Regions from separate parts of the Mus musculus genome. Here regions 1, 2 and 4 are each linked to region 3. A link is a loop called in an ENCODE intact Hi-C map of the cell type or tissue named here. Cell type or tissue: left cerebral cortex. All regions are shown on one strand. Each heading gives the region's core, and the rest is flanking DNA. Links, peaks and the distances in the headings are about the cores only.

Region 1 (8,073 bases), core at 1,543-6,542, 200 kb after region 3:
ACTTAGTCTAACCACGAAATACTTATATAAGGGACACACTGATGAGCACAGCAACATCACCGGAGTTTTAAGTAGGTTAAGACAGGAACATTCCTTTAAAAGGCGTTTGAAGGACTGCATTTTTAAAGCTTGTCGCTATAGCCACATGCTTTTTTAAAGCCAGAACCCTGCCCATCTGCATGCACAGAAATATTAAGTTAATCACCCAAGAAGAGATTTTTGAAAGCACTCTTAAGATATCTTTTAGTCTTAGAAATAAGTCAGTCTTCGGGGAAAGAAGAGGCAAATGAAACCTGATTGTCTACTCCAGGAGAGCATTAACAGCAATGTCTTGCCGCATCCCAATTAAAAGGAGGGTCAAAGGTCAGTGAGATGGTTCAGTACGTCAGGGCACTTCCTGTCAGGCCTAAAGGAACTGAGTTTGATGCCCAGAAGCCACGTGGTAGAAGGTAGAAGGAGAGAACAGAGTCTTGAGAGTTGTCTACTGATTTTCATATATAGGTACTGGGTTCTCTCTCTCTCTCTCTCTCTCTCTCTGTCTGTCTGTCTGTCTCTGTCTCTGTCTCTGTCTCTGTCTCTGTCTGTGTGTGTGTGTGTATTTCACACGCATACACATAAAAATGAAGAAATAGATATAATTTTAAAAGTTAAGTTCAACCATGTAAACAAACAAACAAAAATCACTAAAGGATGCAGGTGCATAAAGTGAACCTCTTCATTGAGAAATCTTGGAATTTAATTAATAAAAGTAAAAAGCTGTACACATAAAGATGCTTACTGTGTTGTTGTCGTCATTATCAAGCCAAGGCCTGGAAATAATATAACACATAAATAAGACAACAACATATAATTAATATAGTAAATAATTATAATACCAAATAAGATAATGTGGCAATTTGGTGAGCATCACAGACCAGTGCTGCCTGTGGCCATTAGAGCCACAGCTATGAGAGGTGGCTGAATATGGATAGGCTGTATCTGGAAAAAGATTATAAAATAGCATATATTATATGATGTGTGTCCAGAAAGTTCCAGAATATATGAGTCAGGACCAGGGAGCAAAGGGGTAAGTGTGGCAAACTGAGCTTGATACCCAGATTCCTCATAAAGGCAGCAGGAGAAGGCCGTCTCCATGAAAGACATCCTCTGGTCTGCATGTACACGCCCTGGCCTGTGCCACCCCTCCCCCATCTCTCTCACACCCTATCACTTTTTGTTAATTTTCTAACTCTCACCCTAACCCAACAAGTAATGTAGAATAAAGAAAAGGAGAAGAATATTGATCTCATTTTTATTTGTTCTTGTTTATAAATATTGCTTTAGAAATAATAAAATCAGGTAAACCCTGAGGCAGACAGACCTCCTGAAAGAGTCGTAGAGAGCCAGCTATCATAAGGCTGGTTGGTCTGTAGTCATGTGCTCGTTTCTGCTCCTCCATGTTCTGTGCTTGTTCTGGTCTAACTCTGACTGAACCAAGTTTTGGAGGAGGCATTTGGGCAAGCATGAAAACCGACTAGAACCACTTCTAATAAATAATAATAATAATAATAATAATAATAATAATAATAATAACACCTCCGAATTTAACATTTTTATATTTTCAAAACTGTCTCAAATGCTTTCCCTGGGGAAATACCATTCACAGGAAAGCTAAACCTACCAATTCCTCGTGGATACTGCCAAAGGTGCAGTGTAGACTCAGTGGAGATGGTGCGTGAACTCGCCTGTTTTAGCTTAGGTTCTAAATTCTGGTGTGAGGAGGTCAGAGATCACTTTTTCCATTTTATTATTCGTTTGCTTAATTTCGAGATAGGGTTTGTCATCTGGCTTCAAACACACTTTGTAGCCAAGGATGATTTTAAACTCTTCCCCTACTTCCTGAGAGCTGGGGCTGTGGTCAGGCATGCTGAGTTTATGTCAAACTCTGGACCAAACCCAGGGTCTTTTGCATTCGAGATAAGCTGTCTACCAGTCTACCAGCAAGGCTTAAGTTACTTAGCAGCCCCAGTATTTACGAGAGAGAGAGAGAGAGAGAGAGAGAGAGAGAGAGAGAGAGAGAGAGAGAGAGAGTGAGAGAGAGAGAGAGAGAGAGAGAGAGAGAGAGAGAGAGAGAGAGAGCATTACTACATACATTCTACCTGATCAGTTGAGTTTGTATATGTCAACTTTTCCAAAATTGGCCTGAGACCGGAGTGGGCGGGGGGGGGGGGGGCAGAATTCACACGAAGGACACGCAGTTCTTTAGATTCTTCAAGTGTGAGCAGTAATGAGATCTTTTGAAAAAGTTTACTCTTCTGTGTGAGCTTCCAGAAAGTCCACCATATTCTACATCATCCCTTCAGTGGCCTCTGAAACAATTCAACCTCAGGACTCCTTTCTGAGCCGGAGGACCAGCATGGGGAGCATTGAAATAGCCCGGACCGCCCTGAAGGAAGCCTGTGTTCTCTGTGCTCTCCTGCAGCCAAACTCGAGGAGCACTTTCATGTGCCTGCCCCGTCTGTCTGCTTAAAGTTGTGCCTGTATCAGAACACTTGGGCCATGTTGGCTTGTCACTTAAACCCAAAGCAGGCACTTTAGAGAATGCCAAGCTCTTTTTCTCTCTCTCCCTCTTTAGCTGGTGGGGGGTGGGCAGGAGCTGGCCCTGAATTGAAATAGCGCGGGAAGAGAATGCGAACAGGCCTACCTTAACGCTTTCCAGCCTCTCAGGGAGTCCAGGTCAGAGATTAGGGAAACCATTGTCTGAGAGCTGCGGAAAGAAGGCAAACCGGAGAGCAGAGGTGCCTGACAGGGCGACAGGGACGCAGGCAGAGGTGGCTCTGGGCTCAGGCCGGAGCAGCAGCGCCCAGCAGCTCAGCTCTTCCTCCTTCCAGGACTGATAAGCGCTTGTCCTGGCTTCTCTCCACCCCCTGAATCAATCGTGTGCTCTATTACTTCCCAGACCGGTTCCAGCTCTCCACACCACCCTTCAAAAGCCCCTGTAATCTGCTCCAACTGATCAAATTTGACCTTTTTTGTAGCCCACTTTATTCCAACCAGAGTTCTCAGTTAAATCTCTCTTTATTAACTCCGTCCTCCTCGGCTTTCTTTTGGAACAAACAGGGCTCAAGCTTGAAGCTTCCAGACTTTAGGAGCAATCATTTACAGATTACCGCGGGCTGTAGCCTTCTCCTCCTTTGGGGGGATTCTCCTGCCTCCGAGATCTCCTTTCACATTCCCTTCAGAAGACTGACGAGGCTGCTTTCTTTCTGTCTCTCCCCGCTTCAGTCTGGGACACCAATACCAGGTTTAGAGCTTCCCTCCGAGGCGCAAACTGCATTACTGCTAGGGTTTGTTTTTTAAAAAATAATCTCGAGCCATACTGCTAACAAGCTCGAATTTACTGTGTTTTCTGGTGTCAATTTCCTACAGTATTTCCCTCTCCCTAGCCCCTCAAGCCCGCATTCTTTCTCTATTTAAATAACACAAAAGGGACATGCACAATCTCTAAAGATGAGGTGAAAATGTCAGAATGTCTACCAACTTTCCCTTCCTGTCCTTCCTTAATTTAAAATCAAACATCAGGTCCCTGAGATGGCCCAGTGGGTAAAAGCACTTTTTCCCCCCTTTTTTCCTTTTTTTCTTTTTTTGCCAAGTCTTTGATTTCTGGAACCCCCATGGCTAAGGAGAGAAGAGAATCTTGCAAGCTGTCCTCTGACCTCCACACAAGTGCTGTGGCAGCACACATACAGCCACACACAGCCACAGTCACATAGTCACACAGAAACAGACACAGAGACACAGAGACACAGTCACAATCACACAGACACAATCACAATCACACAGACACACACAATCACACAGATACACACAGAAACCGGCACACAGACACACACAGAGACACAGTCACAGTCACACAGAGACACAGAGACACACACCTACAGAAATAGACACACAGACATATGCACGCACGCACGCACGCACATATGCATGCACAGTGGAAGCAAGCATTTGAACAAACACAGAACTGTTTTCCTGTGGTGTCCATGGTTCCTGGCTAACCCTTCTGTACTGACAGGGTGAGGGATTTCTTTCTTAGTACATGGAATTCTTATTTTCTTGAGCACAGCCTCCTGGGCTTGGGCTCGGTCTTCTCTGGGGGATTTTCACTCTTACTAATGCTTCTCAGCAGCTATGGCAGGAACGCTTGCCCCTGTCACCTGTCCTCACAGGATCCTGAGGCAGACAACCTTGAAATCATCCGGTCCAGGCACTCAGGCTGTCAACGGTTTCGTTAGAGCCATGAGCCATGAATATCCTTCTTGTGTAACAATTTCCCTCTATTTCTTACTCTAATTTTAAAAAGAAAATTTCAGATCATTACCATACATGGAGAAACAGCTTGGACGAATCAAATTCTCCTGTGCACCAAGAGCAGACGGAGACCCTCACAGCGGCCTCTTCATTGGAAAGAAGTTTAGAGGCTGGAAAAAGCTTAGTCCTAGAGTTGCTGAGCTCTTGAGTAGTATAAGTGAGGTGCTGGGTTTGAATCCCCACAGCACTACCCAAGAGAAGAGGACTTCCTAGGTCACACTACCCAGCAAGAGGCATCCCTTAGGAGTACTAGATGTGATCCAGTGAGCGATCACAAGTGCCTTCTCCTGAAACCTGCAGGTGGTGGGGTGGGGTAGGGATTACACTTCCCCACGTGTTAGGTAGAACTCACCAAATATTAAAACAAAATAAAATGAGAGAGATGTGGGAGAGAGAGAGACAGAGAGAGACAGAGAGAGAGAGAGAGAGAGAGAGAGAGAGAGAGAGAGAGAGAGAGAGAGAGAGAGAGAGAGAGAATGAATCTATCTCAGCATCAGAGAGAGACATACTGAGTCTGCTTTTGGGAGCTGCTGCTCTTATTGTTAAACGTTCTTGTCACTCCATTTTAATTTCTCCTCTCCGTCCCTCTTCTCCGTGCTCCCCACCCCAGTTCTTAAAATAGTCAGTTAACCCTCAGTGTCCAGCTGCTTCCTTTCGCAGTCATAAATATCATCCTAATGGCTGTGAATGACACTCTTCAAAAGTGTGACTATCTTTATGCTAAAATTAAAAGACAATTTCATACCTTGTAAGAGAAAAAAAATCCACCGCCTCTCTGGGACTTCATGCTTCTATCTGGGCTGTTTGTGCCCTCCCAGTATGAAGCTGGGGCCATGTCATAATCATGTGTAAACATTTACATAACGCTTTTAATCCCCAAGTGCTTCATCCAGTGTGGCTAATAGCAGTAGCCTTCATATAGAGTTTACTTCCAAAAGGCTGCCAGCGCTCAGATAATTAATAAAGTGTTTCTCCCTTTAGAAAGTTAGCAAGAGAAAAACAAAAGATTATCATGAAATAGTTTCTGCAATTATAATGACATCATCCTTATCTCATTAGCCCACTGTACCACAGGGATCCAGGGCTGGGGAAGGGAGAGCAATGAGGCCTTAATATTTAGAGTTCAGGGTTAATGGGAGGAAAGGCGGGAGGAGGAGGGACCTGGCTTTGGGCCAAAGGACAAATAGATGAGCATGATTCTAAGTTGCAAAATAATTTATTTTGTTTTTTTCTTAGACAGGGTCTCACTGAAACCCTGTTTGTCCACACATACCTGTCCTCTAGTCCAGGCAATTCTCCTGCCTCAGCCTCCCAAGCACAAAGATTGCAGACCATCAGCCCACATGCCAAGAAAAATAGTCTTTTTGATCAGTGGGCTCTCCAAAACCTTTTAAAGGCAGGAAGTAGAATCTCTCTTTCAAACAGAACCTTGCATCCAGACCCAATAACTGGATAAAGCAAAAGTCTATCTCAAAGTAGAGAGCTGGGATGATTTCCTTGTGTGTTGGCACACACCCTCCTCGTAGTTAGGTTGTTTATGAGACCAGTAGAACTTTTCCCTTCCTGTTATAAATGAGGGCTCTGGGGCGTGAAGAAATGAAGCAACTGGCTCGATCCCTGGGCACTGTGCTTAGCAGTCATGCCTACAAGCCCACCTGGGCATTGGCAACCCCCTCCCTCTTACAGCATGACTGCACACAGGTAGAGAACACCTTCTTGAGGGTGAGGCTGGAGGCAGGATCAGGTCAGGGCCTCTCCCTGTTCCTCTCAAGCTGCTGGAGTGCAGAGTATCCTTGGACACCCACTTACTGGAATCATTTGTTTATAAATGATGCAGAACTGTGATGTACTAATTTTTTTGTTTTTAATTTTGAGATTCAAATATCTTACATGCAATGTATATTCATTCTGTAAACTGAGACAAATTTATCTTTTTTCTCTTTTCCCTCATGGTTCTGTTTCTGCTACACTGAATGCTCATACTGAATGCATCTGTTTTCTGTTCTGCTTTGGATTTTTGAGACAGAGTCCCTCTAAGTGGTACAGGCTGGCCTTGAACTCTCTGTGAGCCTCTTGCCTCAGTTCCCCAAGTCTTGGGACAAACCGGATCAATCTGCTAATTGTTAGGCCATTGGATTTTAAGTTTCCCATCAAGTATGAGTGTGCTTATGGCAGAGAAACAATACGTTGCTTTGTTCAGATTTGAGTCAGCTTATCTGGAACACAACAAGGGAACAGGAAACATCTTATTCTCAGAAGTAAAATGTTAAGTTCACCTTGAGAAGCTAATTTTTTCCCTCTGTATCACCGTGTGAATTGCTGTGAGGTATCATTTTAAGTTTTGTTTTGCTCAGTTTTGATAAAGTGACTCCTTCACATGGAAATTAATTATTGTGTGCATTGTTCAGTTTCAGACAGAGTCTGGCTCTGTAGCCCAGGCTGGCCTTGAACTCTGATTTTCTTTCGTGAACTCTGATTTTCTTTCGTATCTCGGCCTTCTGAATGCTGGGATTGCAGGCACAAGACACCGTTTTACTTTTTTGAATTCAAAAATAAAAATCTCTTGCTCTTTCATCTCCTCTTCTCAAGCATACATGTATGTCTATGCATATATGTATGTCTATGTCTACGTGTGTATATTTTTCTTTCTTTCTTTCTTTCTTCCTTCCTTTCTTTCTTTCTTTCTTTCTTTCTTTCTTTCTTTCTTTCTTTCTTTCTTTCTTTTTTTCTCTCTCTCTCTCTTCTCTCTTCTTTCTTTCTTTCTTTCTTTCTTTCTTTCTTCCTTTCTTTCTTTCTTTCTTTCTTTCTTTGTATGTCTCTGTATGGATGTATGCCATGTATGTCTCTCTCTGTGTATGTATATGTTTCTCTCTCCTTTCTCTCTGTATATATATGTCTCTCTATATATATGCCTGTGAGTATAAATCCTTGTATATCTCTTGTATATCTTGTATGCTTATTTATGTATGTGTGTAAGTTTGTGTTGTGTTTGTCTCTGTGTGTATGCTTCTCTCTGTCTCTGTCTCTGCCTCTCTATGTATGTGTGCTAGCGTAGAGGTCAGAGGTCAACATTAGGTAGTGTTACTCAGGTGCATATGCCTTGCTGAGACAGGGCCTCTCACAGATTTGGCTAGACTGACTGGATAGCAAGCCTTTTGGGTCTGGGATTAAAATGAGTATCATTATACCCAGGCTTTTATGTGGATTCCGGGGATCAAACTCAGTTTCTCGTACTTGAGGGACAAGCACCTTTCTGAATGAGCAATCTTTCCAGCCCTCACTTTAGAAGTCAGCTCTGAGATGGTGATGATTAAAATTAGAGTTTTTCTATATCATATATTCTGACTATAGCTTGCCTTCCCTCTACTTCTCCCAGTTCTTCCCCGCTTTCTCAGTTCTAAGTTTTTTTTTCCTGTGAAGAGAGTTCAGTGTAGAGAAGGCAAACTTCACTATTTCTGTCTGCTTCAAGAAAGCAACAAAGCCTTAGAGGGGTGGTGGCTCCATGGGCTCTGGGATGCTGGTTATGTGGGCAGCAGACAGACATGCAGAGTCCCAGTCAGGACATGGTCAGAAACTGGGACTCTGACTGCACAGGTCTCTCCTGAGAACCACGCTAAGAGGGGAAGTTAATGTCAGCCAGTAAGCAGAGAGTCTTGTTTCTGTGGCATCTTGGGTAGGTTTCCTGTGCCTGAACATGTATCGTTGGAGTCAAAGGCACAACAC
Region 2 (8,073 bases), core at 1,855-6,854, 180 kb after region 3:
ACATCAGTCAGTTTCATGTAGAGAGACAGAATTTCCCCCAATCTCTGGTACAGAAATACCACTGCTACTCTTTATAACCCCAAAGAGGTAAACATGGGGAATCTGGGATCACACTCAAGTTTCTCAGGGTACCCATTATGTCATCTGAAGTAAACACTAGGCCATTTGTTATGGACCAATGCTAACATACTTGAAATTTACAATTGGGAATTTAACTCATTTCAGAATGTAAGAACATTCCTTTCTTTGTTCTAAAGCTTTCAGGAAAAAAATAATAAGAAAAAAAAACCCTAGTATACTATAACTGTTCATTCCTACCAGTTTTTGAATATTTTACATATCTTTCTCTCAGCCTAGTGTTTAGCAAAATGTTGTGTTAACCAAGGGGGATTTAATGAGGAATTTGGAATCTGACATGCTGACATCTATTGTTTTTAACACATTCTGTAAGAAGTTAGGGAAGTAGATTCATTGACACATGTGTGTAATTGTGCTGAAAAAAAAAAAAGTTTTGCAATATATTTGTGTTGCGCAGCTAGGCAACCAGAAAGCAGTAACACACAGGAAGTATGAAGCTGTGTGCTTCCAGGCAAATTACGGGAATTATAAATCTCTTATTTTCTTTATGCGAATTCCCTCTGTGTCAAAGAATAATACAGAAAAGCACCGAGGCCATTGGAGCAGAGAGGGCTCACTTTCGACTGACTTCGCTTCTACAGCTCTTTTATTTTATTTCCTCAGTCTTTCCCACAGGGCATAAGGAGTGGGAAGGACTTAAAAAGAAAAGTAAGCACTGAATTGTAAGCTATTAAATTTATATATATATATATATTCTTTAAGCAAGTAAGGAAGAATAACAGGAAATGAGGAGTCGATCTTTACTTCATTGTAAGGCGACTATATGAACTGTTTCATTTTTTTAAAAAAAAAAATTCAGTAAATAGACCAGCACTGAAGAAAACTATTTCAATAAAATAGCTATGATTATATTGTAACTCAAATCCAACGATCCATAATAAATACTGTTTGTATTATTACTGTAATCCCACAATATCCTCCTGATTTTTTAAAAACCATAGTATTTAATAGCCCATGATTTATATTGCTCTTTGGAAACCTTTTCAATTGCCTTTATGAATCTGAGTGGCGAGACTCCCATTGCTGAACACCACCCAGGCATTTTAACAAAAGGAATCTTATAAAACTCAACAAGATACAACGGCTGTATCTTGGTGTTCAGTTGGTTAGAGTTAAAGAATATTTCCACGCTGATGTCAAGACAGGAAAAGGAGGAAACAAGAAAAGAGACTGAAGAAATGGTAGTGGTGGGAAGAAAAACAGTAAGGACAGGGGCAACAGGTTACACCTTCCTTCTGTTGGGCTCCAGAAAACACAAGTGCTGTGAAAAGGGCTGGCCATGACTGCTGTCTGAAAGAGCCCCAAGCTGACTCAATAGCTGGAAACACTGAGGGACCTTGTTAGAACATAGGCATCACCCAGTACAGGGGCTGAGAATCATAGCTTTATCTGTGCCAGGGTCACTGGACCGCAGTCCCCCAAGCGTCTCTGTGTGGCTTTTTAGTTCATGAGATGCTGGTTTGGTTTGATGCTCGGCAACCCAAGACTATTTTAAAAGTTTTTACCCAGAAGAATTCCTTTCATCTTTTATCCCAAAGCTGATTTTAAATATAAATCTGATATGGTAGGTTTTGTTTGTTTGTGTGTTGGTTTTTATAAGAAATTTCTGGCAAGGAATATAGATATTTAAGCCAAAACTTTATAAAATGATTATGGATTTTAAAAAAATGCACCACCGGCCCTCCATATCTATAAATTATGTTTGTATAGAATGAATCAAATGTCTCATCACTCTGTTAATTCTATGAAGAAACACTATGACCAAGACAACTCTTGCAAAAGAAAGCATTTAATTGTGGGCTTACGGGCTCAGAGGTTTAGTCAATTGTCATCATGGTTGGGAGGATGGTGGCACATAGGCAAAACTGGAGACATAGTTAATAGTTGGGATCCACAGGCAGAGAGAGAGGGGGGAGAAGGAGTGAGGGAGAGAGAAAGAATATAGAGAGAGGGAGTGAGGGAGAAAGAGAGTTGAGATGGAAGGAGGGAGGGAGAGGGAAAAGGAGAAGAAGAGGAAGAGAGAGGGAGAGAAAGGGAGAGACTGGGCTTGGCAACTTTTGAAATCTCAGGCCCAATGGCAGTGGCACACTTCCTCCAAAATGGCCACACCTCTTAAGCCTTCTAATCCTTTCAAAGAGTTCGACTCCCTAGTGAGTAAGCATTCAAATATTTAAGCCTCTGAGTCATTTTTATTCAAAGCACACAGAGATCAAAATTATTTTTAAAATTGCATCTTGCTGAGAGTATAGTATTTCTTGTCATTTTTCTAAACAACACACTAAACCAACTATTTAATTAGTAACTTATAGTAAGATGACATGTAGGCTGTAGGTGAAAACTATGGCACACACACACACACACACACACACACACATATATACACACATGCACACACGCACACATGCACACACATGCATGCACACACACACAGGCATGCACACACACACACAGGCATGCACACACACACACACACACACACACACACACTTACATATCGACTGCACTGCTTTATACTCTTGTCAACAGCACAAAAGGATCTCAATGTTGCCCTGTCTGCATCAATACTTGATAGGTTTTTGCATTTGTTTTTTGACAGCAGCCATCCTGATGAGTGAGAGAGGATATTAATTGAGGTTTTAATCTGCATTTTTTTCAAATTCATTTCTTAAACCAATGTGCCTTGTCCTATTGTGGAGAGACATCCGTGTCAGCGAAAGTGAGCCTCATGACTTGTGCACAGCCACTCCTGATTGGCAGGTGCACTGTCACTGTATCTTTGTTATGAAGCTAAGATGGCCACAAAGCATGCATTCTCTGTGCATAGGAAAATGAGCCAATGTCAGATCTGACACATCAGTAGTTTTCAAGAAGGAGTGACTATAAATTCCAAGAATAACTCAGCTCCATGGTGACTTGTTAAGAACAAGAACTTGTTTTTTTATGTCAAAGAGGAAATAGCATAAACAATCTCTTCTAGATCATTTTTAGAAGCTAGGATACAAGGATACATGGAGGATAGAAGTTACTGACGTCACAGATAAACTGTGTTACAGTTTACACCCGAAGGGTTCACCTCATAGGTTTATGTGATTAAAAGTGTGGTGTCCAGAGGGTGGAGCTATTGAAAGGTGACTGAACCACAAAGTCTCTAACTTTACTGGTGGGTTAACCCATTGTTAAATTACTGACTGAAGGCACAGAGAATGAGATTCTATCATTAAGTTTTAGAATGTCAAATATACTGGGTAAGAACACAGGATGTCTGCTTAAGTTAGAATTTTAGATAAACAACATTGTTTTAATTCAGGTATGCTTCTGGAAATGTTTGATGCAGATTTCCACTAAAGAATTATAATTATCTAGATCTCCTGTACTTTTATTTGACCAACTCGACAGTGTAGTCATAGAATGTCATATTTGAGAAGATGAGCCCTAGAAATGAGTATAAGTTGGTTTGCTGTCTACAGTGGCCACAATGGATGAATCACGGAGAGCTGCATACAACCCCCATGTTCTTTGATATAGATCATCAACCTAATGAACATAAATAATAATCATCTCCCCCCAGGACAGCCGGAGTTAGAAGAACAGATGCCTAGGAACAGCAATAATTTTTTCTTTTGAACCACCTATCCTTAATCATATGTAATTTATTTAGTGAAAGTAGAAGTTGTTTCATTTTAATACAAAATAAAGGGTCATCTTAACACATTAGAAGCTAACTCAATCTAGTTAGATTACCTGGCATCTCTTTGGCACTGACCCAATAACACTGAGTGCTACTGAAGAAGAGAGGTCATAGGATGTGTCCTGGCACATAGTAGTCACTTTGCTGTTATTCTTAAAATATCTATGTCTGAAAGAAGAGCCTTCCCAGGGATTCTTTGGAGAGTTTTATAAACATCATGTAATCAGAACTGAGGATCTGAGAGATGCCCTTGTCTAATTTTCTAATTTTGCAGGTAAGGAAACTGACCAAGGAGATGAATGGCTTACTCAAGTCTTCTTACTAAATGGTTTCACAGCCTGGAGTCCTCACTGCTCTCTGCTCTGATGCTGTCTGAGAGAGAAGGACACCACACTCTAGATCTCCAGAGAATGGAGAGTATGCATAGAAAGATGCCAGGCAAGTGCTAGGGATGTAGCTGCAGGGGTAGAATACTAGCCTAGCATGTGCAAGACCCTGGGTGTGATGTCCATAGCCTGAGATGCAGAAGGGTACCAGGTAACTTAAGTACACACACAAGTATTAGGCCATGATTATAGAAAAGGATGGGAGCACAGGCATTTTACTATTAGCATAGAATGTATTAAGCAACAACAACAACAACAACAAGAAGAGTAATGTCTTCCAACACATGCTGCTCAACTCACACAGAGGAATCCCGGGGGATGTTTCTAGAGCAAGTTCCAAGTGAACGCCCATTTCTAGTTGTGAAATAGCTCAAGGAGTATCCAAGAATTTTTGGAAAATAGTAAGATGCTGTGTGGATTAAAATCACAAATGCTTATTAAAACAGAATGTCCAAGGAGCCGAGACAAACAGAAAGGTCGCTGTTGAATAAATATTTCCATTAGGTGGCCCCAGTCAATGCCCATGCCCTGGTTTTTTCTTGAACAAAAAGAGGTGTAAGTGGATGTGGGAGAGTTAGCTTTTTATGAGAGTTAAAACCTTCAACTTACAACGCTTTGTTCTACACATGTTCTTATGTATTTTGGCAGCTTGGACGTGCTGGCACATCTCTGCACTGACCTCCTTTGGCTACAGCTTGCTCGCAGTCTGCTCAGCATTGCAGACTAAATATTTCTGACATTGCTTAAGGAGGCAGTTGCTTTAAGTGGGTTTACAATTTGCTTTTTTATTAAAGTTGGGATTCAACATTACTGATGTTAACACCGCAGTTGGAGATGGTGCACAGTTATGATCTGAGAGACATGTGAGATTCTGGACATGTGACATCGGAGATGTGCATCTAAGCATAGTACAATGGGGATTTCAAATGTACTGGAGTTTGTTCGATTTTAGTTTTTGCCCATGAGGTTTGGCTTAAGATATTAGGGTCTAGATATGCTTTAATTTTTAATTAAATTTTGGGACTGTTGTGGAATAAAATTAAGATGTAATAAAGACTATGAGGCAAACACAAAACTCTTGAAGGCTATTTGATGGGCAAATAAAAGAATAAAGAAGCAAACACAAATATTACAGACCATTGATAGCATTTCAAAGTGTGGCTCACTAACAGTACCAGAAAAGAAAGCAAAATGTTTTTGTTGGCTGGCTTTATATATAAAGATCTTATTTTAACTTTCATAACTGGAATTATCTGTGTAGTAGGACCAGATTCCAAATGAAATCTGATGGAGAAACCGACTTTTGTTCTTCAGGTGTGTCTCGCTTCTATTGGTCACACGGATAGTTAGATGTTCCTTTTCCAGCTTACTGTAATCGTTATCCATTTGTGGAAGGCCCTTAGCAAGCATGCGTCTGAGCAGTGTGCATTTGTGTGAACTCTCTGCATTGTTTTCCTTGACTACAACATGGGGATAATCATGGTGCTGTTAGAGGGATATCATGGGGATGGCATGAAATACCAGCTGCAACAGATTTTAGGATTGGTCTTGGTACACAAGTATTATTCAAGTGGAGGGTAAACCATATTTATTGAGGATTTTAAGGCTACATTATCAATCTTACCATGTCCAGCATATTTAGTTTCAGAGGTTTTAATGAATTAAGTCATTTTGATGTTATTTTTACCTGCATTTAGCATAACTTATCCACTTCATATTCTTGCTGATAAGGAAAAACATTTCACACACACACACACACACACACACACACCTCATAGCAAAGACATTTCTCCAGCCTCCACTTAAAAAGCATTGTGTGCCTATATGAGGTAATCTGAAAGGTTCCACCCAGTCTGGGCCCCAGTGTGATTCAGGACTCCCATATTTGAACCCCAGGCTTTGGTTTCCACTTCTGGTACAGCTCAGCTCCTATCTCTCCTTACTTAAGGCATCACATTGTGTTGGGGGCAGCTGTAACTTGTGATAAGAAGCAATTAAAATACTTTGAGACAGTGTTCAGATGGTGTATATTATGTAACATTTAGCTACAGATTCACCATAGAGTACTAGAGGTGCAAGACACAGACAGATACACACACACACACACACACACACACACACACACGGTTTTGTCAAGAATGTTGTAATTGTACTAGGCAGTGGTTCTACCATTATCTACACCCCAGCCCTGGATACACAGTTCACATCACCTATGCTACATCATGAACATTTCTGGTCATTACTGCCCCGTTCTCAAGAATCCACATAGACTAAGGGGCTCAGTAAAATAAGAATTAAGACGTGGCAGTTTCTGTGTATAACCCTGGCACTCAGGTGTCTGAGGCCTGCGGATATATGTGACTATAGAGTCCACAGCAAGAGAGCCTCCGAATCACCTCTACCCCTCCATGTAGCCCCTAAACTAGGACAACTGTAAATAGTTAAAACTTTCATTTTGGATTTATCTGTATGTAGCTGGGAATGGGAAGGGGACGAGACCACACACGCTTCACATGTGCAAATCCCAGAAGAGTACAGTTTTTTTTTTTTTTTTTTTTTTTTTTTTTAAGTAAGTAAATTCTTTGGAATGCATCAATACTGGGCAAGCTGTTAGGAAAGCCAGCCACTCTCCAATCAAAAGGAAGAGGAAAAATAAAATCTGTAATGAGCAAATAATCTAATTTCCTTCACTCCAAATGACTAGGTTTTTGAATTTATGTAAAATTTGTTTATGTTCTTCTGTGAGTTCTCATGTTTGTCTCCCTCCTCCCCTCCCCCGGCCTCGCTCTTCTCCCTTTCACCAAGTAAACAAAGCATCTAAAGCAGGGGAAATCAGTGAAAGCGTCTTTAAGGACGGATATTTAATTGCTTAGACAGACATCTTTTCCTCTGAGTTTTTTCACATTTGAAGAACAAGTTTGAACTCTTCCCTACCAAACACAAATAATTAATCTGTGGAATTTAATCCAGTGGAGTTTTGAGAGCATTTTATTTTGAGTAATAATAACACCAAATACCAATAATACTGGCAAAACAGCTTTGGCTATTGATTTAATCAGCAGGACTCATTGTTTGTGATTTTATAACTCCCTTCCTTTACCAAGGCGGGTCTTTATGCAAGCCTCTGATACAGGCAAGGAGAGACATGGCATTCACGTTTGTCCTGGGAAAAGAAGGAGCTAAATCCTGCAGGCTCCCCAAGTGCTGACATCCTTTCAAGGCTCCAGGGGCTTCAGGAGGGTTAGATCTGGTCCTGTCCTCAGGGCCTCACCTCTTTCCAGCTGGATTTTGAGGAAACTACCTTCAAGACAGGCAGCACTTAGAGGGTAGAGAGATGCCTGCCAGGACACCATAACCAGGGTGTTGTGAGAGAACGGAGAAGGAGGGGGCGATCCCATTGTTAGCAGTCCTGTGTGCCAGCTCCGGAAAACTTTCATTGGATTCCGTCAGCAACAGGAAGCCCCAGACACTTGGCAGCAGGGGAGGAGGGAGACCACACTCCTCTTTTCTGAAGTTCACCCAGCAGCAACTTCAGGAAGTGCTAGGGTTGGGAAGAAAGGTGGAAGCTTGCTTTGTAGCTGCTGCCAGAACTTTGTAGACGCTGCTGGAAAGGAACAATTGAGACAGGACAGAGAGCCCCCGGAAGGATTCCAACTCCCTGCTGATTCCATGCTCCAAGGAAAGGAACAGAAAGACCGTTAAACACCTGCGTGGCGAGGCGGAAGCACAGGTGACAAACCATGGCAAGTGGCGACTTTCCAGCCTGTCTGACACTATTTCCCTTTCATACCAATAACCAATGGTTTAACTCCTTCCTCAACCAAACACACACCTCAAACGACTACATGCACATTTAAGGAT
Region 3 (8,073 bases), core at 1,395-6,394:
AGAAGGATAGAGAAATGGCACAGGGCAGAGGGGCTGCTAGGCAAACCCATTCTGTTCACACTATCACTCAAACATCTACATAACAATAAGGCTGGCCCTCCTAATTTCACCACTAGCATAATGAAAGAAAATCCAGTTGTGTTTTTCTTTAGGAGAGCTGGTGCTATCATCCTCATCTCCCTTCTCTAATTCTCTTTCCTCCTATCAACCTGGGGGCTTCCAGGGCTGTGAGCAATGAACTTTCCATCAGCCACATTTTCACCTAATTAACCCCCCTGATTACAATAATTAGTATTGATTCACTCTTTGAAAGACTTCCCAGGTACTCAAGCACAATTCACAGTTGCTATAAAGTTCTAGATATGAATATTAGTCAAACACTCTTTGTCATCTTTCCAGCCCCCCAAGGACATCTTGCAATTTTATCTAGTAACATTTAAAAAAAAAAAAAGAGCCAATAAAGAAATGTTTGTCAGGTTCCATCCTTGCAAAGAAAAGAATTTTTAATACGTGGGAGGTTATAGATCTTGGTCTGTGGTCGGCTGAACACATTTATGTAAATATTCCCGAGGCCCCTGCTTTATAAAGGGGCTTGAGATGCAGTTGTTATTCTCTAGTGAAAGAGACCATTTTACCAGTTTGAATATTTGCCTATGGATTCTCTTCAGGTCTTAGGTTAGAATTAAATCTTGTTTCTACACTTGTGTAGGTCAGCGTCCAGGAGAATCATTGCATACCGAGTGAATAGTATGCTGCACACTACATTATCCTGTTACTTTTGTAGAAATAAAAGCAGGCACGTTTGCCAACTCCCAGCATTATACTTTTTCTATGAGCACAGAGAAAAATACATTGTTCTGTATATTGGATGCTGGAATTGTATGGTGGGTGGGAAAGAGGTATGGGACCCCCAAATCTGGAAACTGGTGATGCATGAGAACACCAGACAAGAGTGGACAAGTGAAATCCCCCTGTGTCCAGCCTAACTAATGATGAGCAATCAGAAATTTAAGTGAATGTATCACAGTTAAATAATTACCAATTTAAGAAAAAAATTCAACACGGTGGTCTCCGAGTGACTTCTTTATTTAAATGAGTTCCTGACAAGCATCTAGCAAGCATGGAAGACTGCTTTTTTCTTAGACCACACACACACACACACACACACACACACACACACACACACACACACTGTGTTTTAGAATGAAATTTTTTTTTTCGGTGAAAGCAGAACTGGGGTGTGTTGGTAACAGTTGGTTAGCCTCGGATATGAAGCCTTACCCATTACCTTTTATGAGCTCATCCTGAAAGCAATTATTGCTATACCCAAAGCAAGGAGCAGTTCAGATCCCATTGGAACCGAGAGAACATAACAAGCATGCCTTTAAAACCCACTCTATTCACAATGGATAACTTGAAGAATATTATTACACCACACACATATGCTTTGGTGTACCTAAGCTCTGGAAATATTACCGGTAGGAAATCTCAACTTGCAAAGGCAATTCTGGTTAGCCGATAACATTTAGGTAAATAATTATACAATAAGTATTTAATAATATTTCAACTTAAGTTTGTCTCTGAATCTAAGGAATAATTAGTACTTCATACTTGTGTTTTTATAAGTAATACATGTATGTCCTTCCTTATTAATGAGGGACATCCCTAATTTGTACCAAACTCTATCAGGAAATATTTGAAACCAATTTTATCTTTTATTTTATTCATTGAAACAACTCCCCTTTTGTTTCTCATATTGGGCTCTCGGTTTTAGTCTATGAACTTACTAATACATATCTCATAATATTGATCTGGCACAAACGGTTCATTAAGCAAAAACACTAAAACACTATAAATATATATTCTTTATAGACATCAACCTTAAAAGAGGATTTTCATGTAAATCTATTACTTATTATTTTAATTTCAGTTATTTTACATCCAGTGTGGAATAAAAATGGTTTCAGCATTTGAGAAGTTTGAACCAGATTTTTCCATATTCTCTCCTACAGTATTTTCACCTTAGAAACCAGTTTATCTTATGAAATGAAGGGCATCCGAATACACGTGAAATACTTGCCTTTCATAGAAATGCAGTTTGTAAGAATATAAACATCAAATCAAAGATCAATATATTCCATCGAAACCTTTCACTTAACAAAGTAACAGAACAATAGTTGGTGACCAAAATTGGAAAGGCAAAAGTTCTTATTCTTGGATTTCTAAACTGCTTGTCTGTGGATGCCAAAGGGGAAGCTAAAAACTAGGAATACTGATTACTTGAGCATTAAGTATGTCCTTCTTAACTTCTCTTTTATGCTACATTCCCTAGGTCCAAAAAAAGGGAGCATTTAAAATCCTCGGCGGTAAATACTGTAGAAGCAGGTCTGATCAACAAGGCATTTGCCACAATGATAATAGTATTACAAGCATCCTCAATCAATAAGTTTTCTTTCTGTAGTTAACAGAGAGGCAAGCCATAAATCTCTAACTTAATCCAGCCAACATAACTGCAAAATGCAAAAAGCTCTGAGAACGGCAGATAATAAATTTTTAAAAGCATAAAACCACAAATAAGCAGACCCAAAGCTTCCCTCTGATAGTCCACACAACAAGATTATAGGAGATAAAAGGGGGTGCTGGAAAAAAAAAACAAACAAACAGAAAACCAGCCCCAGACATGCATTAAGCTAGTTTGACAGCTCCATTGTTCCACCGGTCCCATTGTCAGACCCAAAGATGTATTCAGTGCTACAATGTCTGCTAGCAAATAAACAAAAGACTGCATTTTTAAAAGCAGGATGCCAATTCTATCATAATTCTCTCTCCGCTTCCCAAAAGGTCAGCTGTGTCTCCTTCTCGGTCTATGATAGAACCCCACCACCCATGCAGGAAGCAGGTATCTGCTTTCCCGCACAAGAGGACCCAGGACGCCATGCATGAACAGAGGTCTCCAAACAGGTACACATTTTGGCAAGCAGGATAAAGTGATCCAAACCTGATAACACGAGAGGACTATTTAGGTGTCTAAGTCCAGATTAGAGTGGTATTTGGAACGCAAGTCTAATATGGAGTCTCCTCAGCTCCTTTTTCGATGATTATTCCATGCAGAGTGCATAATAATGAAAGAGGCTTAGACATTGCAAAGGAAAAGACGAACCAACAGCCAGATTCGGAACCCTTAAAACATCCACTGGCTGCTCATAGGTAGCGGGGAGCAAATGCATGGTCTGCTTTCAAAAGACAACTAGTACACACACAACTCCCTCACAGCAGTCCTTCTCCTTTCTCTCCCTGGCTTGCTCGCTCTCCCTCCCAATCTCTTGGTCTCAATTTCATTTCCCTCTCTCTGTTTAGATTCTTTTTTCTCTCTCTTTCTCTTCTAAGATAAGGAAGCTGCTTGATTCAGGGCAAGATTGGCGTCTCCACCAGCTCTCAAAACTAGAAAAGCCTATGTTAAAAACAAAGGACCCAACAACATACCTTAAAAGCAGCTCCTCATTTCTCATAGTAACAGCGGATTTGGGACAGCGCATGCTTTCTACACTGATAGTCTCAACAAAAGCCAGTTCAGAAGTGCGCTCAAACATCAATGCCACAGTCGCTATTCACTAATGCGCCCCCTCTCCTCTCTCTCTCTCTCTCTCTCTCTCTCTCTCTCTCTCTCTCTCTCTCTCTCTCTCTCTCTCCCTCTCTCCTCTCAAATGCTGAATAGTACAGAAAAGGGCTCCTGCAGACTCACTGGGAAGAAATAATCCTCTCCGACAAGTTATGTTATCTAGGCATGTTTTTGCACTGGTGTGCTGTGTCTTCTAGAGAGAGCTTGTTTGCATGCACTCAAGCCTGGCATTGGATCTCCTAATTACCATCTTAAAAACTGGGAAGATTTTAAGCAACTCAGTGACATGTGATTTCATATATATATATATGTGTGTGTGTGTGTGTGTGTGTGTGTGTGTGTGTGTGTGTGTGTGTATGTTAGCAAAACCAATCTCACAGCACAGTTCACTATCAACTATCAGCAGAGCATCCCAGAGGACTGAGATTTGAACAGGTCAGTGTGCTCAAAAGGATTTTTGCCTCTCTTTTCTGGGACACTGCATTCACAGTTGGATTCATCTGTTCCTCTCCTCTTGTCCTTAGAAAGAGTGACAAGGTCAAGACCCTCAGCCTCACCCTGGACCATAGATGCAGAGAACAGAGGCTAAGAAACTGGGAAGTGTTTTAACTCTCTGTATGCCAGAGTTCTTATAAATTAAGAGCTTCATTCACCAGAATCCAGGCATCAAAGCCAGCAGGCAACACAAAGATTGTTTGGTCGCACTGAATGCGTAATTGACAGATACAGCAGCTTCATTCCTGAAAGGCTAATGAGTGGCTTTTTTTCCCCAAAACAAGAAAATTTGCTACTCTGCTTCACTATATTCTTGAGCCTTTGAACATAAAGTGGACCAGAGAAAATACACATTCCCCTTTCTGTTTCTTTGAGTAGGAATCATTCCATAAATAACTAGGAAGTCAAACAGTAAGTTAAGCACACACACACACACACACACACACACACACACACACACACACAGAGAGAGAGAGAGAGAGAGAGAGAGAGAGAGAGAGAGAGAGAGAGAGAACTCTATGGACTGCACACATAGTCATCCAAAAGGGCAAGTTCGGACGTCACTCCAGGGGATGCACACTGACCTTGGAAGTTGGGAAAACCCTCACTTTCTATGGAATAACCTAGAACATTTCAAAACAGACCTGAGTCAACAAAGACTGGTGTGAATCCTGAATGCTCACCCCATCCTATATCGGCACAAAGTGTATCTTTCCTAGTAAAATTCTGGACTTGAAATATAACCGGGACTAAGAGTGAAGAAAATGATGGTGGGTTTTGTTCTCCCCCATATTTGAGGACCTTAAATAATATACCCAGTATCTTGTAAGATCTCTGACTTTTGAACTTGGTCTTATCCACAGTCGGGAGATCTGGGGAGAGTGTAGAGGGAAGAGTTCCTCAGGCTCTGCTACACAACATTCCTGACTGGTGCATCCTAGACTATGGAAACAAAGAAAGGATAGACAACTGCCATTCCCATTTCTACACATCACTAAGACATGGCAAACCACTTGACAAAGATCAAGTCCCAAAACAAGAGCCTCATCTTAAGGACAACTCCATCATCCCAGGTCTTTGCTTCATTACACGATATGAAAATCACCAAGTGAACATATGAGAAGGAATGACCTTGCCAGGGAAGGCTACTGTATGAAATGCAACATGCTCCTTTGAAGTGGGAAAAGTTCATGTAAATGAACTTGGAACTGGAGAGACCTTGAGGAAATAGACTGTGACCTTCTTCCCCTTATGGCTTGTGGGAGTGTCAGAGCAGAAGGCTCTTGACCTCCCTGTAGCTCTCTTTGCCCTGTAGTTAAATGGAGCCACCAACTGCTAATTTATTTTAAAGCACGTGAAGAGCCTGTGAAACTGGGTGTGTTTGGTCAGTGCAAATATTAATAAAAAGTGAATGGTCGCATGGACATCTGCTGTGAGTTTGTCTGACAGGGAAAGTAGAACTGTGAGGCTTAGGCTGCTGCCCTGGTATCCATGCAGCTCTCCTGACATTTCAATGAATTATGGATCCATAGTAGTAGTGGCCAGAATTGAACCAAACCACTAAATCATTTATATCTATCCACTTACTTTTTAGTCTTGAGGCCTAAATAATAAGGACACTACTGATGTAAGGGCTTATTACTTATCCCAATTCTACTACGATGACCGAGGACCTTATGCCCTCCAGCTGCATGGGCTGAATGTGGGATTATAGAATGAGTGAATAGAACATGTTTGCTACTTGTAATATTTGCATATGGTATAGGAAGTTTGTGATTTCAAGTGTACACTGAATTAACCTCTGTTCTTCCTTACACATCCAATAGACCATCTTTCTCTCTGTTTGAGTCCTCTTATTGAATATTGATCCAATGAAAATTTGTTAAGAAACGAATTCCCTTCTAGCCATTGAAACAAGGTGGGGAAAGGGATTGTATTTTCCAAGATACGCAGTTTCTTTCACAAATATGAGAAAATGCTCCCACTTTAGGCATGAGTTGGCACAGATGACAACTCATAAATGTTCCTTCCACACTATTGTGCTCTAAATTTCAAAGTCTCTTTGTATTTATCCATCCCACAACATTGACAGAGGTGGCATAATGTCACACTCTCACCTAAAAAGTTCAAGTGACTTGCCTACAGAGCTGCAGTAATGACCAAGCTTGGGAACTCTGTCTACTGCACCCTTGACACAGAGTATGGCCGCTAGACACACGAGGCAGGGCGTGGCCTTTAAGGAGCAGTCAGTGTGCTGTATCTGACACTCTCTTCATGTGAGAGTAGCAGTCAGAGAGGAAGGATGCCAAGGTAATGGAAACTTGGTTAAAAGGTTCCTCCTCTGATACCAGTTTTACATCAATTCATTTCAAACTTTATTACAATTGAAGATTAAAGCCACACAGACTAAGTACTCTTGAGGGCAAATTATTACTTGGGTCATCAACAATAGTTAATTTTAATAGTCTTGATTATTAAATTAGGTTTGTAGGGGAATTTTGTTTGAAAGAATTATAGCAGCAATTAGCAGGGAGCAACAATAAAAATATAAATTGTCTCAGTACCCTCTATATTCAAAGAGACGTTTTTCACTTCATAAATTAAACCTTTAACTAAGAATGCAAATTTGGCATAGGACAAAGTAGGAACGTGTTGTGATGTGGGATTATTGGTGAGAGTGAGAATCAGTCAGCTTCTTGATCTTTCTTGATTTGAACTTCCTAAAAGTTTTTTTTTGAAAGGTAAATTATATGTGAGTTTATTTCTGTCACAATTTCCAGAATCAGAAGCTAAATTTTCACATGCCGTATTAATGACTCCAACTGTTTTCCACCTTCTGTGCCTTGTCTTTGCATTTTGACATTTACATTGCAGAAGTAATAAAAAGGCACCATTTCAAGAGGAATGCATAATATAATGAGTGCTGAGGATGGAGGGTCTCTGCAGAATTAAATCCTCCTGTGATGAAAGGTGGCACACTACAAAACCCTATCCTACCTCCGGGGTACACATCCTCAAAGGACAGTGTTGAAATGCAAGAGCACCAAGAATAGTAAATTTATTTGGTTGTCAGTTTCAAGTGTTAACAACTGGTGATTCCTGGTATACACCTGAAGGAATCTAAGCCTGTGTACTACAGATATCCTTGTACATATGAGTCCATTGTGATACCTTTCACAATAGTCAAGACAAGAACTAGGCTAGATGTCTATCAACAGATGGATACATAAAGAAAGTGTAGAATACGCACATAATGGAGTTTTATTTAGGTGTAAAAGAACACAAAATGATGTTATTTGCAAGAAAATGGACGAAACTAGAGATCACCCTGTTAAGTGAAATAAGCCACACTTAGACAAATAATCTAGTTTTCTCTCATCTGCTGAATCTGGATTCAAAATATATGCAAGTGTATGTAACACACACACATATGTGAGAGTAGAAAAGGAATAACGTGAGGGAAAAATGAAGGGAGCATTATATACCGATGTAATTGGGAGCAACTATGATGATATATGTGGATGATATGTCATAAATAAATCCTTTATGTTATATGCTTATTAAACAATTAATCTAACACAAGGATTGTTAATCTTGGGAGTTGGCTCTGTTGGTAAAGTGCCTTGTATTCAAGCATCAAATCTTTAGTAACCACATACAAGCCAGGCCTGCTGATGCAATGCCTGTAACATCAGCACCGGGAGTGTGCAGCAGCAGAGACACACAGAGCCCTGCATCTCACTGGCTAGCCGCTAGCCACCCGCAGAGCTCATCATTAGTGATTACTTTTTGAGACAGCTCAACAAATAAAGAGGACACAAGGTAAACACTTGATGTAGACCTATGAACATGCATGTGTGAACATTGAGAGGTAGATATGGGAGAATCCTGACAGCTTGCTGGTCAGCCAGCTGAGAGGAAATAGCAAGCTTCAGGTTCATGATAGATTATTTCTCAAG
Region 4 (8,073 bases), core at 1,479-6,478, 510 kb after region 3:
ACAAAAGAAAATTGAAATGTAATTTTTAAAGGTTGGTTAATGAACAAGAATAAAATCTGAGGAAAATGGTATTGCACTAGAGAAAATAGGAAGCATGCATGATGAATGAAGGATAGCATGATAGCAAATTAGTAAAAACAGAAAATAAGATAAAAGTACAGTTTGTATTTAAACAATACTTATGCCTCTGTTATACTAAGAGATAAATCTAATAAAGTTGGAGAAATACTTATACTCAAAATTATAGTCCATCTCTGGAATGAAAACAAAAATCAAAAACCAATAAATTCATGGGCAGCAGCAAAGTAACTGTGATGCAGACATACGTCAGTACAGCCATCCACTCTACAACTCAACTACATATTCCAGGGAATTCTGAAGAATTTCAACAGCACTTTTATTGGGGTAGGAATTTACTAACAATTCTGAAAGTCATAGGAAAATGAGAACAACTTGTAGAAGCCAAAGCAATGTTGAGAGAGAAGAGCAAATGGGCATGATTTGTACTATCTGTTTTTAAATTTTTACCCTAAATGTAAGGCAACTAGCACAACAAGAAATTAATAAAGGTTAGATACACAAATATGTGCCACAGGATAGAGACATTTCTACAGACCAACACACATACATAACACAGTAGTAGTTCAGTTTTGACCTACTAACTCAGTTTTAATCTAGTAAAAGATGTAAAGTAACTAAAGAGGGGAAAGTGGTTTTTATACCGACAGTGTTAGCCATTCATATGGGAAAAATATGAATCTCAATAAAGTAGCTCTTAACACATGATAGATCTACAGATGGAGATGAAATGGTAAAATTTACAGATAAAAATTTTAGAAGAATGGCCAGATATGGTGGGGTATGCCTTTAGCCCCAAACAGAGAAGCAGAGACAGGCAGATCTCTGAGTTTGAGGCCAGCCTCGTTTACTTAGAGAATTCCAGGACATCTAGAATGATGAAGAGACACCCTGTCTCAAAACAAACAACAAACAAACAAACCCTAAATTAGGAGAAAACTCCCTGTTGTATTTAAGCGGGGAAAACAGATCTGTGATACCAACATTCATGGTATAAAAAAGACCAGACTCCAAGGTCATCCTCAGCTATACAAGGAGATTGGGCCTATCCTGGGCTACATGAGACCCTGTCTTAGATGTACATGTTGGCACTGTGGAATACTAGGTGAAGAAACATGTGGTTTACCCATACAGTGAAATGCTATTTTGTAGTAATGGGTACAACTATGTATGACTCTTAAAGGTTAAAAGAATAAAAAAAAACCAAACAAACAAAAAAAACAAACGATGGCACAAGGAAGCACAGAGAGGAGGCTGGAGAGATGGCTCAGAGGTTAAGAGCACTGACTGCTCTTCTAGAGGTCCTGAGTTCAATTCCCAGCAACCACATGGTGGCTCACAACCATCTGTAATAGAATCCAATGCCCTCTTTCTAGTGTGTCTGAAGACAGCTACAGTGTACTCATATAAATAAAATAAAAGAAATAAATGTATCTATTAAAATAATATTCCAGTCTTCTATTATTATGTACTATGCAAATTAATCTAGTAAAAGAAAGCCAATCAAAAAGGCATGGAGGGGAAAACAATGTCTGTATACGGATACCAGGAAACTTTTGCTTGGATGTCTATTTTCTATTTTCTACCTCTTGATTGTGGTGGTTCCATAGTTCTGTTTATCAATGAAATCTTACCAAAATTTTCAAGTACATTTGAAAAGCATATGAAAAATTTCGGTATCTGTACTCCATCCCCCACCCCATGCTCTATGCAAGAGCCGTTCCAGCAGTGTTCAGGACTGCTTGTGTCTTGACACTCAGTCTTTTGTTGTGATATTTCCCCAGAATATCCTGTGGGATATTCCAGTGTCAGCATGGAAGGATCTAAACCAAGAGATAGGTGCCAGCCTGCACCAATGCAGTGCAGAAGTGACTATCAGGATCTATAATTGACTCACTCACAGCTCTCCTTATTTGGACCATTGACACAAAAAATCTACCATACCTGCTTTTTTCTTTTCACAGGAGTTACTCATTTGCATCATGGATAAAGTAAACCAACTACACTATTTGAATGGAATAATTCCTTCTCTCTTTTTAAAGTTGAGGAGACAGACTCAGGAAATTAAACAATAAAACCAATGGGAGGAGTAGAGATGAGGTTTCACGTTTCCTTACATTTTTATCTATGTCTCTTATCTCTTTTCTTGTTTCTCTTTTATACCCAGTAAACACAGGTTTGAAGTCAACCTGTATTGACAATTTAAATACAAATATACATACGAAAGAGAGAGAGAGAGAATGGAAATACATGCACATAGAAAAATAACCCAAGCAAATATGGGAAGTGAGGTGAGAACCCTAATTTCCTTATCACTTGACACAATACTAAGTTAATCGAGGCTAATCAATTGAATTATCTTTACTAGTTTCCTAGGTAAACTTACAATACATCAGAATTATTTTGACAATCAAGGTGCAGCTTTTTAATTTTTTGACCCCCGTCCTGCCTCCCAGATTTGAACATACTGCTTGTTTGGTTGATACTATGTCCATCCTTAACAATAAATCCTGCAAACATCTCATCCTATCTGTAAGACATAATTCTTATGGCTTTCGTACGGGCTTTATATTTTCACTCTGGCATGTTGATAATTTCGTCTGTATGTTGGTGTGAAAAGTCACAATGTGCATTCTCTTCATCCGATATTTTCTACTTCAACACCTGTGCAATTATAAGGTGTAAAGTATTCCCACATGCCGCAAGGGCTAATGATACATGCAGGGATACTGTGTAAGAGCTTCAACTCGGAAACTGTCATGTCACAGCCCTTCAGCAGGGAGAGCATAAAAGACCCTCTAACAGCTATGTTTAGGGATCGGAAATTGGGGCCACTGATGGTTCCTTATGTGCTGGAAAAGTGGGTAGGGCAAATGTGACTTCAGTGTTGTTCAATGTTTTATTAATGAGGGAGGCATCCTTCAGTTGCCAAAGTCTACAGAATCATCAGTTGGTTACTAGTTCAGGGACAAAGTCGCACAGTGAAAGCCCTGGTTTTACATGGTGTTCAGTAAGAGAGGAAGGCAGCTTTCACACAGAAGACCTTTGCGTGCTCCAAATCTTGTTAAGGGGAGAGGCTCAGCTTATCTAATCCTATTCTTATTTTGTGCCAGAAATAAAATTCTGGAGAGCTCTACTGATCTTCATTTTCATTTGTTCATTCAATTAGAAGTTTGTGAAAAAGAAGACCCTGACTTTGAACATTTGAACATTTAAGGAGAATTTACCTTTTTCATAATTAAGGAACACAGATCACTGATTCTATGCAGTCACTATGGAGTTGGTTACTTGTTACTGGGCAACACATTATTCCAATTCTTACTGAAACATTGCTAACAGACAGTTACTGGTGTGGAGCAGATTTTTAAAAAATGAACTATTAAATCCACAGCGTTTTCTCCCGTTGTAAAGAGGCAGACATTATTTTAGCAGTTGACATTTCCTAATGTTCTGAAGTCTTTTAGACATTTCAAGTGGTTCTGGGGGCATTGGTGAAGACCCAAGGGCGGCAAAGTTCAGCGCTGTTAAATGTAGAGATGACACAATTAGACAGAATGGCTTCAGAGAACAGTGGACGCACTGTCCCACTCTCTCTAAGATGCAAAGGTAACAACCTTCAAACAGCCACAGGAGACATAGTCTTTAGCAGAGGCCTTGGTAGACAGCTGTTAACTACTGCTTCTGAAAACTTCCCATTCTATTTCTGCTAATCCATTTTCTTCTTAAAACTAAGTAAAATCTATCATAGCTTATAAGCACAGAAGAGGATAGCAAATTATATTCCTCGATGTTTTTATATGTATTTAAGAGCAAGTTTTAAAGTCCTCACTTCTAAGTTTCTTGACCCAGATCTAAGCCAGCCTCAGAAAGTCTAAGCATTTCCATGTGCCTTCCTTCCTGTTTCTGACACTCAAATCTGCATAAGATCAAAACTTCCTACATTGAGATGTACTTTTAAATGACATGCATAGTGTTTGATAGTAATGACAATGGTGATAATATTTCCAGTTTTTTTTCTCTACAGTATTAGCCTACAATCTAAAGTGTACAGACGACAGGTACTAATTAGCAGAAGCAAACTGCACATGCACCTAAAGAAGGGATGTGCTATGGTCTACGGAGAGCTAACCTTGAACTCTCATCTACAGCGAACAGTCAGCACACAGGAACATCGTAAGAAGCCCGTTCTAGACGCGGGAGAGAAGCCTGCCTCTGGACATTTACACTGTGTTTCATTTTCTCCCCTGTCCCTGAGTAACAGGTACTGGCACTCCCCAAGCAGTTCCAGTCAGAGTGTGGAGAAATACTTGTTGAGTTTAATTGGATTGAATTAAAAATTGTCCTTTCAAAGAAGCAAGTTGGCATCTCAAGTTTAAGGTCTCCAAACGATAGAGGCTCTCCTCCACGACTGTCTAATGAACCCCTAACTAGTCACAGATAAAGAGGGATTAAAATCACTCTACAGAGCACTCGCTCCAGTCTTTCATTATCTGGACTACAGAAGTCTGTGATAATTATACTGTTCCATAAACAAAAGAAGTTTAATCCTTGTATTTCCTGTTTAAGAAGTAAACATCAAAACGTTATGATGGGGACCGGTCCTATTAGAATACATGATAACACCTGTCAGGCAGCAACTTTGAGGAAGTCAAGACTTCTGAGAGGACACTGAAACTCCAACCCCAAACAACCAAACAGCTCCTTGACAGAGCGGAGCAATCTCAGTCTTGCTGCAGCTGGGCATCGAATAGTCAGTTTGCAGAGAGAAGCATCATCAGGGTGCATAGGGATGCCGTTATTCCTTGTTATAAGCATGGCGCGGAGGTCATACATCAGGCAATTATACCTTTTCATTACAGGCTAACCCCTCACAGCAGGGAAGCCACGCTTATGACAGCATTAGAGAGACAAAGCCTTCAGCTTTTTTTTTTAAAGGAAAATCCAAAAAAAGAAAAAAAAGATTAAAAATTAAATTCATTTTCTTACCAGCACGTTGCAGCACCAACTCGCTCACGGGAATGTTGCTTTTACAGGTTTCTCTTTTAATTATCCTGGAAGCAGGGAGACAAGGGAGGGGGGAGGTAGAGAAGAAGAAGCAGGGTGGTTAAATTAGCGTGCTGGAATCTTTTCAGTTTGTCGCAGAGAGTAGAAAAATTAAAAAAAAAAAAAGGGAAAAAAAAAAAACTCAGTAATTTAAATTTGCTCTCAGTTCAGGCTGCACCGCTGGGTACCGCCCCTTCTTCCCGCTGGGTTCCATTACCTGCAAGGCTGGGACTGACCGCCACTGTTCAAACACAAAAAGGCAGCCAGCATGCTGGGACCATTCTGTCTGCTGTTTGGGTCTCACTTGTCCTCTCAAGTGAGCATCACCACCACCACCACCGGGAAGGTGTTCTGCAGCTCCTTTCCGGGCACTCCCATGCCATTCCTTACCATGGAGCTGAGCACACAGAGTTGGGGCTTTGCTTACAGTATGCTTTGCTTTCTTACCCCACTTTATAACGTTATTTATTGCAACTATATCTTTACTAATATTTTTTTATCTTGTGCCATCTTTTGTATTCCTTGCTGTCCCCTCTTCCCCTCTCTAAAACACTGTCTCCCATCTTTTCCTTTACAGCACAAACATGAGCACATTACTAAACACAGCAGAAGACATGTCAAAATTATAAGCGCTCCCATTCCTTCTTGGACTTTTTGACTTTCTTTCGTTTTTGAGCTTGCAGTGTTGAGATACTTGGTGCGAAAGCCTGCCTAGAACCAAGTTTCTAAAAGCACCAGAAACTTCTAAAAAGGATGAAACATGGGAACAACTTTCCATTATCAAATTAAAGATGCTTATCTTAGTGTTTATAAAGTGGGTAAGCAACTCAAGATCATGGAGCTAAGCTTGATGCATACTGAAAATTTAAACCAAGATAAGGAAAACTTTGAACTTGAGCAACAGTAGCAAAACTTGATGCTCAAAACAGCATGTTTCTAGTTTGTAGCACAGAAAAACTCTAAGAAAAGACATCCCTCTTCCATGAATAATTATATTACCTACATGGACTTTGCAACAGACCTCCTATTGTTACCTCTCTGATCAGGGAGTTAAACACTACTTTGTGATTGACACTATCATAGCCTGAGTATGTTCTGGGTCCTCTATGGGTGTGTCTCCATTTCCAGATATCCTTTCATACTATAATATGACTTAACTTCTTCCAAATTCTCAAGCTGTCTACTTCCTGGTAAGTGGACCATGATGATCTGTCATGCCACAAAGACACATAGCAATTAGGAAAAAACAGATGCACTGAGAACTCAGGAGATAGCCCAGTCATCGAAATGTTTCTTTTCCATGATGCCAAGCAGAGTTTGACCTTTAGCATGTATATAAAATAAGCCATAAACTGAGCATGGAGAAATATGCTTGTAATCCCAACACTGGGGCTTCAGAGGGAGGAGGACGTCCAGGGCTCACTGGCCATCTAGAACTTTCCACTTGACAAGTTCTAGGTAGGGCAGCAAGAGATTGTTTGTAAAAAGACTAAGTGGACTATGTCTAAGGAATGGCATTAAGGGTGTCCTCTGGCCTCCATCTACTGGTCCATACCCTTGATTGTGCACTTGCACAGGTCAACATGTGTATGCATGTGTGCAAGCACATACTTAGACATACACAGATGTACTTATACATACTTTTGTGTCACTGGCTGAAGACATAGAAGAAAATTACTCTTGATGGCAGAATAGTGTTTAATTTTCTTGATAATTTTTCTTAATTGTTATTTTTCTTATCCATACTAATCTTCTCACCCATTTAAGTGGACTGCAGTATTTCTAGACTGTTGTAAGGCCAAGCATGGGCTGCTTTCATGCAGTTCACCTTCTAAAGGAGAAGGTATTAATGGCATAAATTAAATAACATGATTTAACTTACCAAATTGGTAAAAGATATTTTCCTGCTACTCAGGGTCCATCCTAAAAAACAAACCAATAAAAGTGGAGAAGACTGAGGAAGGAACGAGAAGAACCACCTTTATATTATATATATAAATATATATATGCATGCATATATGTATATATATATGTATATATGTATATATATACCTTACTCAGGGTTATTTCTTCTAATATTGTTCCTGGTTAATGCCTTTGCCCAGCCTGATGAAATAGAGAAGTAGGACAGGTCAAGTATACCAGAAGCCTTGTTTACTTCCCAGGGAGTTAGGCAATAAGCTATAATAAAATAATGGTAAATTCCACCAATGTGCTAATTGTGGGACATTTTAGCAGTACAAAATGTAATAAAACTAAGCCATACTTTGGATTGGAAGTGTTAGGTGTAGATTTTTCTTTCAAAACAGTTCACTGAAGCATGATTTTATTTCCTTGAAGCATTCTATAATTCCCAGTGGCTTTTGTTTAATTCCCCCCATTAAGAAACAAAACAAACCAAACCACAGAAACTTTTAGAAAAGGGAAAAACACAGATAGAAGTGAAAAAAGAGCAAGAATTTTAAAAATCGGTGTCTGAATTTTTAAAATCAGAATTTTTAAAATAAGCATTTAAGTATTTATGGCCACTATGCTAATATTAATTACTTTGTATAAATGCGAAGAATCATATATTTAGACCATTTTAGGTGATTTGTGCATACCATACATATGGTAACAGATGTTGATATATGTCCTGAATATTTTTCTTTTAAATAAAGACAAAAGTAATGATCCTAGTAAATAATATTACCAAGGTCATTTATTTGTATATTGATTATTTGTATATTAATCTTAAAAAGTCCTGACACTGACGTTTAAAGAATGAACATTTCTGTTGCGATAAGGTTCTCTTGGTCTTAGAAAAATCATAAAATATAATTCTAGTAGGTATTTATCCTGTCACTTCTGAAGTCGTCACTAGATGCTGTAGGGGTGAGATTTAAAAATATATTGCATTTTATGTAGCCCTGCTGAAAACCTATCTATTTCAAAAATAAATTCCTACTGAAT

Evidence for each region. Peaks named below come from ENCODE experiments on the same cell type or tissue, not always from the same donor. Only the 100,000 strongest peaks of a DNase experiment are listed, where the experiment ranks them.
Region 1: a loop joins it to region 3, with 3 times the contacts of the local background. A loop is called at or near these places in 11 of 42 quality-filtered maps.
Region 2: it touches region 3 in a loop (2.4-fold over the local background); 2 of 42 quality-filtered maps call a loop at or near these places.
Region 4: it touches region 3 in a loop (7-fold over the local background); 4 of 42 quality-filtered maps call a loop at or near these places.

What each region holds. Positions count from the first base shown.
Region 1 is chr2:7,078,424-7,086,496 of GRCm38, forward strand. It overlaps a transcript of Celf2 not described here. Among named protein-coding and RNA genes, the nearest start is that of 5031426D15Rik, 150 kb to the left of the region's middle. In left cerebral cortex, for the core only: no CTCF peak of the experiment used is centred there; no DNase peak of the experiment used is centred there; H3K4me3 peaks cover 1,193 bases; H3K27ac peaks cover 4,214 bases.
Region 2 is chr2:7,056,127-7,064,199 of GRCm38, forward strand. It overlaps a transcript of Celf2 not described here. Among named protein-coding and RNA genes, the nearest start is that of 5031426D15Rik, 130 kb to the left of the region's middle. In left cerebral cortex, for the core only: no CTCF peak of the experiment used is centred there; a DNase peak (open chromatin) is centred at 4,832; H3K27ac peaks cover 2,498 bases.
Region 3 is chr2:6,881,369-6,889,441 of GRCm38, forward strand. It overlaps Celf2 (CUGBP, Elav-like family member 2), which reads right to left and starts at 3,628. Exons shown (of 14, transcript NM_001110228.1): 1 at 3,484-3,628. The coding sequence starts at 3,590. In left cerebral cortex, for the core only: no CTCF peak of the experiment used is centred there; DNase peaks (open chromatin) are centred at 3,277 and 3,424; H3K4me3 peaks cover 2,786 bases; H3K27ac peaks cover 3,622 bases.
Region 4 is chr2:7,390,794-7,398,866 of GRCm38, forward strand. It overlaps a transcript of Celf2 not described here. Among named protein-coding and RNA genes, the nearest start is that of 5031426D15Rik, 470 kb to the left of the region's middle. In left cerebral cortex, for the core only: no CTCF peak of the experiment used is centred there; DNase peaks (open chromatin) are centred at 1,905, 2,985, 3,612, 4,340 and 1 more place; H3K4me3 peaks cover 4,150 bases; H3K27ac peaks cover 5,000 bases.